Linked DNA regions of Homo sapiens: region 2 is linked to region 1. A link is an interaction called in ENCODE POLR2A ChIA-PET data of the cell type or tissue named here. Cell type or tissue: IMR-90. All regions are shown on one strand. Each heading gives the region's core, and the rest is flanking DNA. Links, peaks and the distances in the headings are about the cores only.

What was found. Peaks named below come from ENCODE experiments on the same cell type or tissue, not always from the same donor. Only the 100,000 strongest peaks of a DNase experiment are listed, where the experiment ranks them.
Region 2: POLR2A ChIA-PET joins it to region 1 with 5 read pairs; 2 of 35 experiments call an interaction of 5 or more read pairs at or near these places.

The regions. Positions count from the first base shown.
Region 1 is chr10:104,096,520-104,101,906 of GRCh38, reverse strand. No RefSeq gene overlaps it. Among named protein-coding and RNA genes, the nearest start is that of COL17A1, 13 kb to the right of the region's middle. In IMR-90, for the core only: no CTCF peak of the experiment used is centred there; a DNase peak (open chromatin) is centred at 2,386.
Region 2 is chr10:104,026,746-104,032,132 of GRCh38, reverse strand. SLK (STE20 like kinase) reads right to left here. Exons shown (of 19, transcript NM_014720.4): 19 at 2,900-5,387. COL17A1 (collagen type XVII alpha 1 chain) reads left to right here. Exons shown (of 56, transcript NM_000494.4): 56 at 1-847. Among named protein-coding and RNA genes, the nearest start is that of MIR936, 19 kb to the left of the region's middle. In IMR-90, for the core only: a CTCF peak has its summit at 3,778; a DNase peak (open chromatin) is centred at 2,472.

The sequences.
Region 1 (5,387 bases), core at 114-5,113:
GTGCCCAGATAAAAGCATGGGCAGATGCTGAGGAGATACAAAGCAAAGCAGTCAGATCAAACTGAAGTGGGGGAATGGGAAAAGCCAGCCAGTTCCTTGGCTTCATAGAGCCAATCAGCCAGGAGGGTCTCTGTAGGCATTATGTGTGGGGTTGGCACTTGACGCTCTGTTGATGCTAAATTGTTCCAGCCAGGCTTACCCATGGAGTGTTAGCTTTTCAGATTTGTGTTCTCTCTTCTCTAACTGGATATTGATCTTCCCTTAGCAGAACAGTCTCCATCTCTAGATGGGGAAGGGAAACCCATGGCCTCCTTCCCATGAGTCTTAACACTATGCTGATTTGGCAAAATAGCCCATGGTCTCTTACATTTCTTCCTATTTTATAGGCCCAAGAATAAACCCAAGGGTGTTCTGAGATAAGTGTACAGACTTAAATAAATTTGGCAGTCTGATTGGCTGCAAAAATTTTCTGAGAGAATAAGAAGATCATTGCCATGGAGTTTTCTATCTTGTGAGATCTAATGAAATTAACTTTCTACTTCAGAAACACTTTTCAGTCTTTGTGATGAAATCCCTTTGACCATTAACTTTTCAGATCTTGGAGCTAATGGAAATTCTCCCACCCTACCCCACCCCAACTCTATTTGTGTGAGCATCAGAGAAAACTCCCATGCTTTTCATCAGCCATCCATTTGTGTCTATTCCTCCTAGCCTAAAAAATCCTCATAAGCCAATTAAGTAAATTAAGATTTACATAAACAGCTTGGTTCTCCCAGTCCTTCCTCAGCTGCCTGAGTTAACCTAGACAAACTAAAAATAGAAACCCAAAAGACAAATACTTGGTGCATTTTTAGCCCTTTAAAGGAAAACTCCCCTTTTGTGCTTTTTCTGTGGCAAGGACATTGTCCTCTACTCACAAGTTATTGCTAAAAAAACAAACAGCGTTGCACACTGGCATGGAGTTCCACATGGGGTAAATCCATACAGCTGCAGTCAACTGGGATATCTTTTCCCAGTGATGTCTGGGTTTGTTTCTCCAGGTTTTCAATTTAGATTGTTCACTTGGTTTCAAAATTACATATTAAAATGTGTAATTTAAATTATGGTCATATGTTATGAATCACTTCTTGAACCTTATTTAGGATATTCTTGCAAGTTCCACAAGATGATTATAAATACTTATCTTGAAGTTAATGTTGCTTCTTGTTTGTTCTAGGAAGAGAGAAGAATTGCTTATTGAACGTTTATGATATTTAGCTCATTTAAAAATTTAATTAAGTATGTTAGCTGCAGGCCAAAGAGGGAGGATTTGAGATATTCCAAAATAATAACATTTTATTTTAAATGTTAGTATCTCATTTCAGGTACTCTTCCTGCTGTTGCTGTTTCACGTAACATTGATGAAATGAACACAATCTGATTAATGTATGGTATATGGCAAAAAACATTACCTTATGAAGTATATTTTATTACGTGCCATCCTAACTATGCTGCCAAGTATTCTGTAAGTATATAGGCTAGCTGAGCCTCGTTCTTACTTCCAAGAGGAATGAGTGGATGGTAAAGACCATCAAGAATAGGATTATTCTGTCTGGGTGCAGTGGCTCATGCTTGTAATCCTAATACTTTGGGAGGCCAAGGCAAGAGGATTGTTTTAGCCCAGGAGTTCAAGACTAGCCTGGGCAATATAGCAAGACCTCATCCCTACAAATAATAAAAAAAATTAGCTGGCATGGTGACACATATCTGTGGTTCCAGCTACTCAGGAGGCTGAAGTGGGAGAAGAATTGCTTGAGCCCAGGCAGTCAAGGCTGCAGTGAGCCATGATCACACCACTGCACTCCAGCCTGGGTGACAAAGCAAGACCCTGTCTCAAAAACAAAAAACATACAAACAAAAAAACCAGAACAGGGTTATTCTATTTAAGTTCATCATCACTATCACATTTCACTGAGAATTGCTGAAACTTGCACAGCATTTTAGTGGCATAGATTTGCTCTGTAAATTTTTGATAATTCTTTAAGCTCCTCATGATTTAGGATAGCTAAGAGCCTGGAAAATTATTTTAAACAATTTTACAGAATGGCATAGGAAAAACGATCAAGCAAACAAAAAGCTTTCATACTAGTCCTGACTCTGCCATTAACTACCCTCAGCACATTATTTAGTTTACCTTCTCATTTTGCAAACTAGGTGACCCAAACTAGGTAATCTGTAAGGTCTCCTTGAGCTCTAATATTTTATGATATTAATATTAGAATTATGCCCACTTTTACTAAAATTACTCTCAAAGCTCCTAATATCTTCTGAGAGTAATCTCTTCATAGTACTTTTAAGTCGTGGGTGTCTACGTGGCCTTTATCAAGAGGAAGTTATAGTCTTTATATATGGGGTGAATCACTCTCAGCCTTTGTAAATGTGAATACCTCTCTGTGAAGTCAAAATATTTTGCATGTAACTTGATATATTTTGATGTAACTTGTACTTCTGTAATCAATTGATTGAAAAATTAGGCAATGCCAGGGCGCTACTCCAACTCCAGTAACACTTTAAATGAATTTGTGTTTATTATTCATAACAGTACCTACATATATTTGGAGCATACTATTACTTATTATTATGAACCAGTGAGGATGCTTTCAAATTTAATAACTGAAAATACCAACTCAAATTGGCTTAAATGATAAGGAAGTTTATTATCTCACACACAAAGAATCCAGAGGTAGGGTAGTCCCATGGTTGTTTATTCAGGCTCTCAATGTTGTCATTGAGGAGCAAGGATGTTTTCAATCCTCATCTCCTCACTGTGGTGATACCCTTGTGAGTGTAATGCATTAGCACGTCCACATCACATGCAGATGTACCAATGTCCTGAAAAAGAAAATGGCTGTTTCTGCTTTTTCTCCTTAGAAGCAATAAACTTCTCCTAAACATCCTGAAAACACTTTTCCTCATGTACCATTGGCCAACAAATGAGTCACATTTCTTCCTAAATCCACCACTAAAAGGAATGGATGAAAATTAACAATTTTGGGGGCAGAATGGGAAGGTAACCACTATGATTGCAATAATGTATAATATAATATATTCGTAGTCCACAGATAGTGCTTGCGCACAGATTCCTTGTCATAATGCTACATGTACTGAACACTTCTGCTCCCAAACATTCTGGAAATTCTTGGTCAATTCCTCACTCTAAGACCAAAGCCCATTACTGTTGCTACACTACTAATGATTTGTATTCTGTGGGGAAAAAATGAAATTAATGGTTCCTAAGTAAATCGCCCTAACTTGTGTGTATGTCTTTCCTAGAGGATACATCTCAAATATTGCAACAAATAGAACATATGATGCAATTCTATAATTTCAGTGAAATGGACGAGCTCTTGAAAGACACAAGCCATCAAAGCTCTCTCAAAAAGACATAGATAACCTGAATAATTCTGCTTCTATTAAGAAAATTTTATTTGTAGGTCAAATCTTTCTAGAAAATAAAATCCCATGCTCAGATAGCTTCACTGAAAATTCTGTCAAACTTTTGAGAAAGAAATAATACCAATTCTACACAAATTCTTCCAGAAAAATAAAGGAAAAATGAGCAATTCCCAGCTTATTTTATGAGACCATTATTATCCTGACCAAAATAAGGCAAAAAATTTACAAGAAAGAAAAATCTATAGACCAATATCTCTCATAAACAAGGACACAAAAGCTTTTTGTAAAACATCAGCAATAAAATGCAGCAATATATTAAAAGGAAAATGTGTCATGTCCAAGTGCAATTTATTCAGAGAATACAAGGTTGATTCTACATTCAAAAACCAATCAATGGATAGAGAGGCCTTGTCTCCAGAAAATAAAAATAAAACAAAGTAAATAAATCCATAGGAGTTATATCAGTGAAAATGATGGAGTAAGAACCTTTTTTTTTTTTTTTTTTTTTTTAAGCCAGAGTCTCACTCTTATTGCCCAGGCTGGAGTGCAATGGTGCAATCTCGGTTCACTGCAACTTCTGCCTCCCAGATTCAAGTGATTCTCCTGCCCCAGCCTCCCAGGTAGCTGGGACTACAGGTGCCCACGACCATGCCTGGCTAACTTTTGTATTTTCAGTAGAGATGGGGTTTCACCATGTTGGTCAGGCTGGTCTCGAACTCCTGACCTCAGGTGATCCACCCACCTCAGCCTCCCAAAGTGCTGGGATTACAGGCATGAGCCACCACACCTAGCCAAGGACCTCTTAATATTTTCTCTTCTGTGAAGTAATGGGGGGAAGTGGGAAAAATAGTCACAACAACTTTTTCAGAACTCCGAAAATTAACCAAAGTCTTGCAGCAACCTGGGAAGTATTTATTCAGGAAAATGGCTCAGTAAGAGCAGCAAGCTTTGTGGCATTTTAACTTGCCCTATTCCATTCCCTCTCAACTCTGTGGTATCTTTGAAAACCAATAGCCCACAATCATGGTGAGAAGCAGGAGGCTGGCAGCCACTGGAGTGGACAGAATGAGGTCGGAGTTCCTTCAAAACTGTATTCACAGAGCACTGTCACTATTTGACCCGTCTGGTGGTTCTTTGGAAGATTCCACTTACAAGATTGTCTTTATTTGACCTGTCTCAGAGCTCATTCAGTGTGAAAAGCCTTTTCCGTGGGGCATTTGTCAAAAACAATTCAATGCAATTGTCTAACATTGTGGCTACCCAAGGAAATCGATAACAGTTGAGGGAAATAAGAGGCTAAACAAAAAGTTTAAAAGGAAAAACTGGGGATAAAATATCCATAGTGGCTTTTAAAAGTTTTAACATATTTCTGGAAATCTAGAAGACCATGTACATGCATAGACGTGTACATATCTAGGGCTGTGTGCATGCTCAGGAAAGACCTAAGAAGGCCCTATGGATGACTTTGAGGCTCTGTGATAGCAGAAAGTAAAGGCTAAGGCAGAGCTGTCAACTGGCTGGCTGAATCTTGAATGTGTGTCCCTGCATGCACACAGAATCGCTTGGCAAAGATTCAGAGACTTATTGGTTCAGGGCATTTAAGGAAATCTCTGTCCAATTATTAACTGACCACTGACCTAACTGGGCAAAGACTTTAGTGGCCACATATAACAAAGAATACAGACTTTACAGAATTAGTCCAGGAAAATCATGGCCAAAATATAAGAAAAAGTAGCAAACAACAAAAACAACAAAATCTGGAGAGGGAGGAGAATCTGGTTTTCAGAGTTGCCATATTAATTATTTGAAATGTTGAGTTTTCAAAAACAAAATAATTATGAGATATGCAAAGAAACAAGAAAGTATAACCCATATAAAGTTTTAAAAAGCAATTAATAGAAATTGTCTTTGAGAAAGCCCAGACATTAGATTTATTAGACATAAGCTTTAAA
Region 2 (5,387 bases), core at 309-5,308, 70 kb after region 1:
CTGAGACAGCACAGCCAACCTAGCTAGCAACATTTGTTTTAGTCTGAACAATATATACTTATAGAATTCAGTCAAAGATACACAATCTGAAACAGCTTCATGGGGTGGACTCTAACAGTAGTTGCAATGTTTTAGAATGAGACTTACTTCTCTGCTATCTAGATCTGAACTCCTTGGCTTCTTTACTTAGTTCAAGCCCCAGCCTAGGAAAGCCAGTTACATAAAAGTTGGCTCAGGAGTCTTAGAGCTTTACCTAAATATGAGCCCAGAAAACGGAGGATGGGGGTGGGGCGCCTTCCTGGAGGTGACACTTGATGGGGGTGTGTTCTGGTTACTGTTCTAAGGCTGTGCCATCAGCTCCTTCCTCCCCTGTTCATTCTGCATTCTCTAGTCAGTTGGCTAAGAAGTGACTCTTGCAACTAAAAAAATTAAGAAATTCACTTCCCCTCTAGGAGGTGATGATAGGGTTTCTAATGGTTATATGTATATCACATTCCCATTTGCTTAGAAAGTCTGATTGTAGCTATGATTGTCCGTAGGCCCATACTAGAGTTCATGGATATGTTATACTGAACCAGGCCAGAGCAAACAGAAAAAGAAGGTTGAGGGCAATGGACAAGGAAGGAATAAAGGGAGAAGAGGGAAAACAGAAAACCTGATGCTGGGGACACAGCATCAGCTCAAGACGTCACCCTCCATTCTGCACTCAGAAAATGGCACTTGGGGGACTGGGCGCAGTTGGTCTTTAACCACTTTTCAATGTCTAAAAACATTTGTTTGTGGTCTATAAGATGAAACATCATTTCAATCGTAAAATTTCCCATTAAAGAAGTTTTTTTTTCTAATATCATGTTTAATGTGATTCGTCTGACCAAAGAAAGATTAAAAAATAGTCTGGGTTAATTGGGTCTGATTCTAACACTGTTTATTACAAACACAAGAAAACAAAAGTGGTTGTATTTTGGGGCATAGCTTCTGGTATTTCATTCAATCCCTGAGGTCTTCAAAGGCAAATCTTTAGATACCTGCAACTATGAACTCAATCTGGGGATTTTACAAAGCACATGAAAGTTTTCCCCAAGCATAAGTTATTTGAAATAAACATGCAACAAATGAGCAAGAAGATTACTTGCAATTAGGTAGTGCTTTATCCTGGGGCAATGGAATTATGATTGTAGGGCAAGTAATATATGGAATATAGAAACTTCTATTAAAGAAAAATGTACAAATCTCAAATGCCCCAAAGAAATGCACAGTAAAATCAGACACTCCAATTGAGAAGAGACTCTACTTAGCCACTTTGTGAATTTGTTACAAGTTGTGACTCTCAAATTGCTGGATAATTAAAAATGGGATTAAATTGCATCTATTTCTACACCACTACTCTTCTAAAAAGACTTTATTTTCCATAAGGTCTCTGCTGAGTATCTCATATTATCCCAGAAAAAACACTCCACTTGTTTCCTCTATATCAAACAACCGCTAACGGCAACAACCAGTCAAGCACTACACACTCTACGTGGTCTTTTTGCCTCTTTTATTATATCCTGATAATTGCCTGCTATGAATTAATGAGAATTTTTTAAAAATAAGGCTGGGCGCGGTGGCTCATGCCTGTAATCCCAGAATTTCGGGAGGCCGAGGCGGGCAGATTGCTTAAGCCCAGGAGTTCGAGACCAGCCTGAGCAACATGGCAAAACCCCATCTCTACTAAAAATACAAAAAAATTAGCCGGCATGGTGGCGGGCACCTGTGATCCCAGCTACTCGGGAGGCTGAGGCTGAAGAATCACTTGAACCCAGGAGGTGAAGGTTGCAGTGAGCTGAGAACGTGCCACTGCACTCCAGCCGGCAAGACTCCATCTCAAAAAATAAAACAAAAATAAAATAAAAATTAGTTCATACAGCCTCCAGATTTCAAACAACTTGAGTTTTACTAAGCAAAACTATTGTGTATAATAAAGGAATTGTGCTTTTTAAATAATTTTTTTTCAAAAGAATTCATTAGTTTTACCCAAAGGCTGAATTTTTTACTTTTTAATTGTAGCTTTTACACTTATTAAAAGTAACTTCCAAAAAAAGGGGGGAAAAAGATGTTTTGACCCTTTAAAAAAAAGTAGCTTTAGGGGTTCAAGTATTATATCCCCTTTAATAGTGATCCTTATCTTGATTAATCAAGACATAGGAGTTTTTTCCTTGTTACTAGATCTACCTAAGATACCCAAAGTCTTCATCAAGTTTTAGCTCAAGTAAAATAGGGTACAAGTCCAAACTTACTACCTTCTCTGGACAAAACTCAGAAAGAGGATGGGCAGATATGAGGTTATGTCCTCAGCTGGATGGCAATGGATGTTAGCCTCTTTTGTTTCATTTTTTTTTTTTAAGTCAAGAATGAGCTCAATAGTGCACAACGCTCCCAGATTAGAAAATGACACTCCATGCCTCCCTCCAGCTGGACACGTGCCGAGTGATGCTGCCTAGCGTCTACTGAATCTTGCATGAACGTTATCAATGACGAAGAGACTATTTTTGCAGAAGTGAGGTCATATGATTTGTGAAATGCTTGGTGAGAAAAATCATCCATCCCAAGAGGAAAAGAAATTAAAAACATACACATATATACATAGGCTGATAGAAATATTTTAAGCACCTCCCAAAGGAGGGGTTTGCATTCTGAAAGACAACCCCCAGCAAGTTATCACTAAAAACTACATTTGAGTGTGTGTGTGTTTGCGTGTATGCTGTGGACTACACACAGCTAGGAATACTAACTCTGGAAGGGTCAGAAGACCTGCGGGGACTGCAAGTTTTACAATATAACTAGGACCAACAACTGCAAAGTGTTCTCAGGCAGGACACTCCAGTTTCAAAGATTCTCAATAAAAGACTGCTTCCCAAAATTGATTAAGAAATAACTTTATTTTTCATGTGTCAATCCCATGATTGAAAAGACATGTTGCTCTCAAGTAGATAAGAGGCATAATCTTAAACAAAATTCTTTCTGAAAATTTAGCTTATGAACTCATTACACTGCAAACCAGAGAAGGAGCACAAAAAGCTGCAGCCCACATTGAAACCTGGCAAACACTCTCCGCCAAAATTAGTAGCAGGAATGTTAAAGCTTTATCAAAAACATGTCAGCAACGGAATAGCAACAATACAGCCATTAACTGTTGTGCCTTCAACTTAAGAAAAGCATTTAAAGAATCACCCCATTTCTTATAAAAATCATTTCTCAGAAAAGAATTGTTAATCAAAAGACTATTAGAACTGGAACTCTCTTCTTTCACTTCAGTTCTAGATTTTCTTTAATCAACAATATCTCTAGTTAATACTTGGACAGAATTTGGCTTCTCAGAAGAGTCTTTGTCATTTAAGCACAGTGTGGAATGGGAAAAAGTGTATAGTTACAAGGAAACTAGAAGAGTACAAAAAAATAGTCACTTCTGAAACTCGCTGATGCTCAAGAAATCAGAGACCCTTCATTAAGGTGGGTCTCATATGCCTGAGAGCTTTGTGCTTGAGGAAGTATGACTTAGAGGTAGCTCTGGTTCTGGTAATTTATATTTAATTATAATTTGCTGTATCCTGTCACAAGAGAGTTCTAATATTTTCAGCAAAGTAAAAGCATTCAACATTTTTTCCTTACCCACCCTATAGCTTCCCCATAGAAAAAGATAAGAAAAAGCTTAATGTGACTCCACATAGAATAGCAGCTAATTCAGCAATTCGCACTGTATGGTTGTTGACAGGACTAGGAAAGGCAGCCTAGTGCCCCAAGCTGTAGGAGCTGGATCTGCAGAAGTGTGCAGGTCTGCTGTGTTCACAGCACTCAGGGAAAGAGGGGAGGAGGTGGCTGATGAGGGTGCACGTTCGGAGAAGTCTGTATGTGTTTCATGGCATATTCTGCCACAGCAACAAAACAACCAAATCAGCAGTAGATTTGACTGTACCCTTCGATTTCAAAGAAGTCTGCGCCCCTCGCCCACTCGCCACCTACACTTCATGCAGGAAAGATAGATCACTATCATCTATTTGAATACAGGGCCTCAGAAGAGGTGGGCTGGTATGGGTACAAACAGCGTATTTTATAACAAAACACTTTTTGAAAAGATTTATATAACTTTAAGTATTAAAATGAATGCTTTACCTCTACATATGTATCACTGTACAGTCTTGCACCCACACGATTATGGTCATATTTGAAAGCGAACTCAAGCACAAACACTGAATCCAAAAGGCAGTTTTAAGGGAGATCCAACCTTACCCACAGCGCCAACCATTCCACTCTGAGCCTCTCTCCTTGAGTCAATAATCTGAATGTCAAGTTGAAAGGAACAGAAAGAATCAAATATTCAGACCAAATTAATCAGGCACCACACACTATTTAGCGCACAGGGTATCAATTAAATGATACTAGAAAAAAAATGTCTACTGCCTGAGGTATTCATTTTTTAAAAGTCAATAAACTGAAAATTTCAAAGGAGAAAGTGGTATGAAGACGTTCCTTCCCAATCCCTCTTCAAATAAATCATTAAATACACTGGGCAACATTATACTGTCATTTTTATCATAACAATATAAACAATTTTTATCATCATCCTGAATATTACTTTATAAAGATATATATTTTAAAAGGCTTTCAAAACATTTTTCAACCCAGCATTTGAGAATAAAGCATTAAGAGTTTTGTATACAGTAACACATTCATGTGATAAGTGTATGAATTTACAACCATACATAATATGTATATATGTATATATATTTATATAAAAAACAAACTTGGCCAGAAGTTAAGGCTACCTACGAAGTTGTCCAAGTAAATTATGCTTGTCAAAACAATTATAAAATTCAAATCACACATGCATTTTTAAATCATCTAAATCACTGACAAACAAGGTTCAGCATCCAAAGTTTTCAAATTAACTGCAAGAAAGTGCTACAGACATTTACATTTTCTAAATATGAATCAGTGTTCCCACAAAGTTACATTTAAATTTTTCACCAGCCTCAAAAGTAATATAACTGAAAACAAACTTTCACAATTTGGTACCTAGCACTCTTAAGAGAGAATAGGTTGAAAATGGCAGGCAGCAAGCATCATTCACAAATGTGCTGTCTCAGACAGCAAAGTACAGTTTATAATACTGTCTGACCTGACACGTGGTTGAAATTCTAAGCCTCATAAGGGACTAGGAGTGAACATTTCATTAATAATTACACACACCAGCAACCACATGATAAAGGCTTCAGGCTTTTCCCACTCAAATCAAAGTGAATGATTTAAACATGGAACAAAATAAAACCAAGACATAAGTAGCCTCATTTCAAAATAAGGAAAAGTAATTCCTGACGTGCCTAAATATTTAATTTAAACTTTTAAAAAAG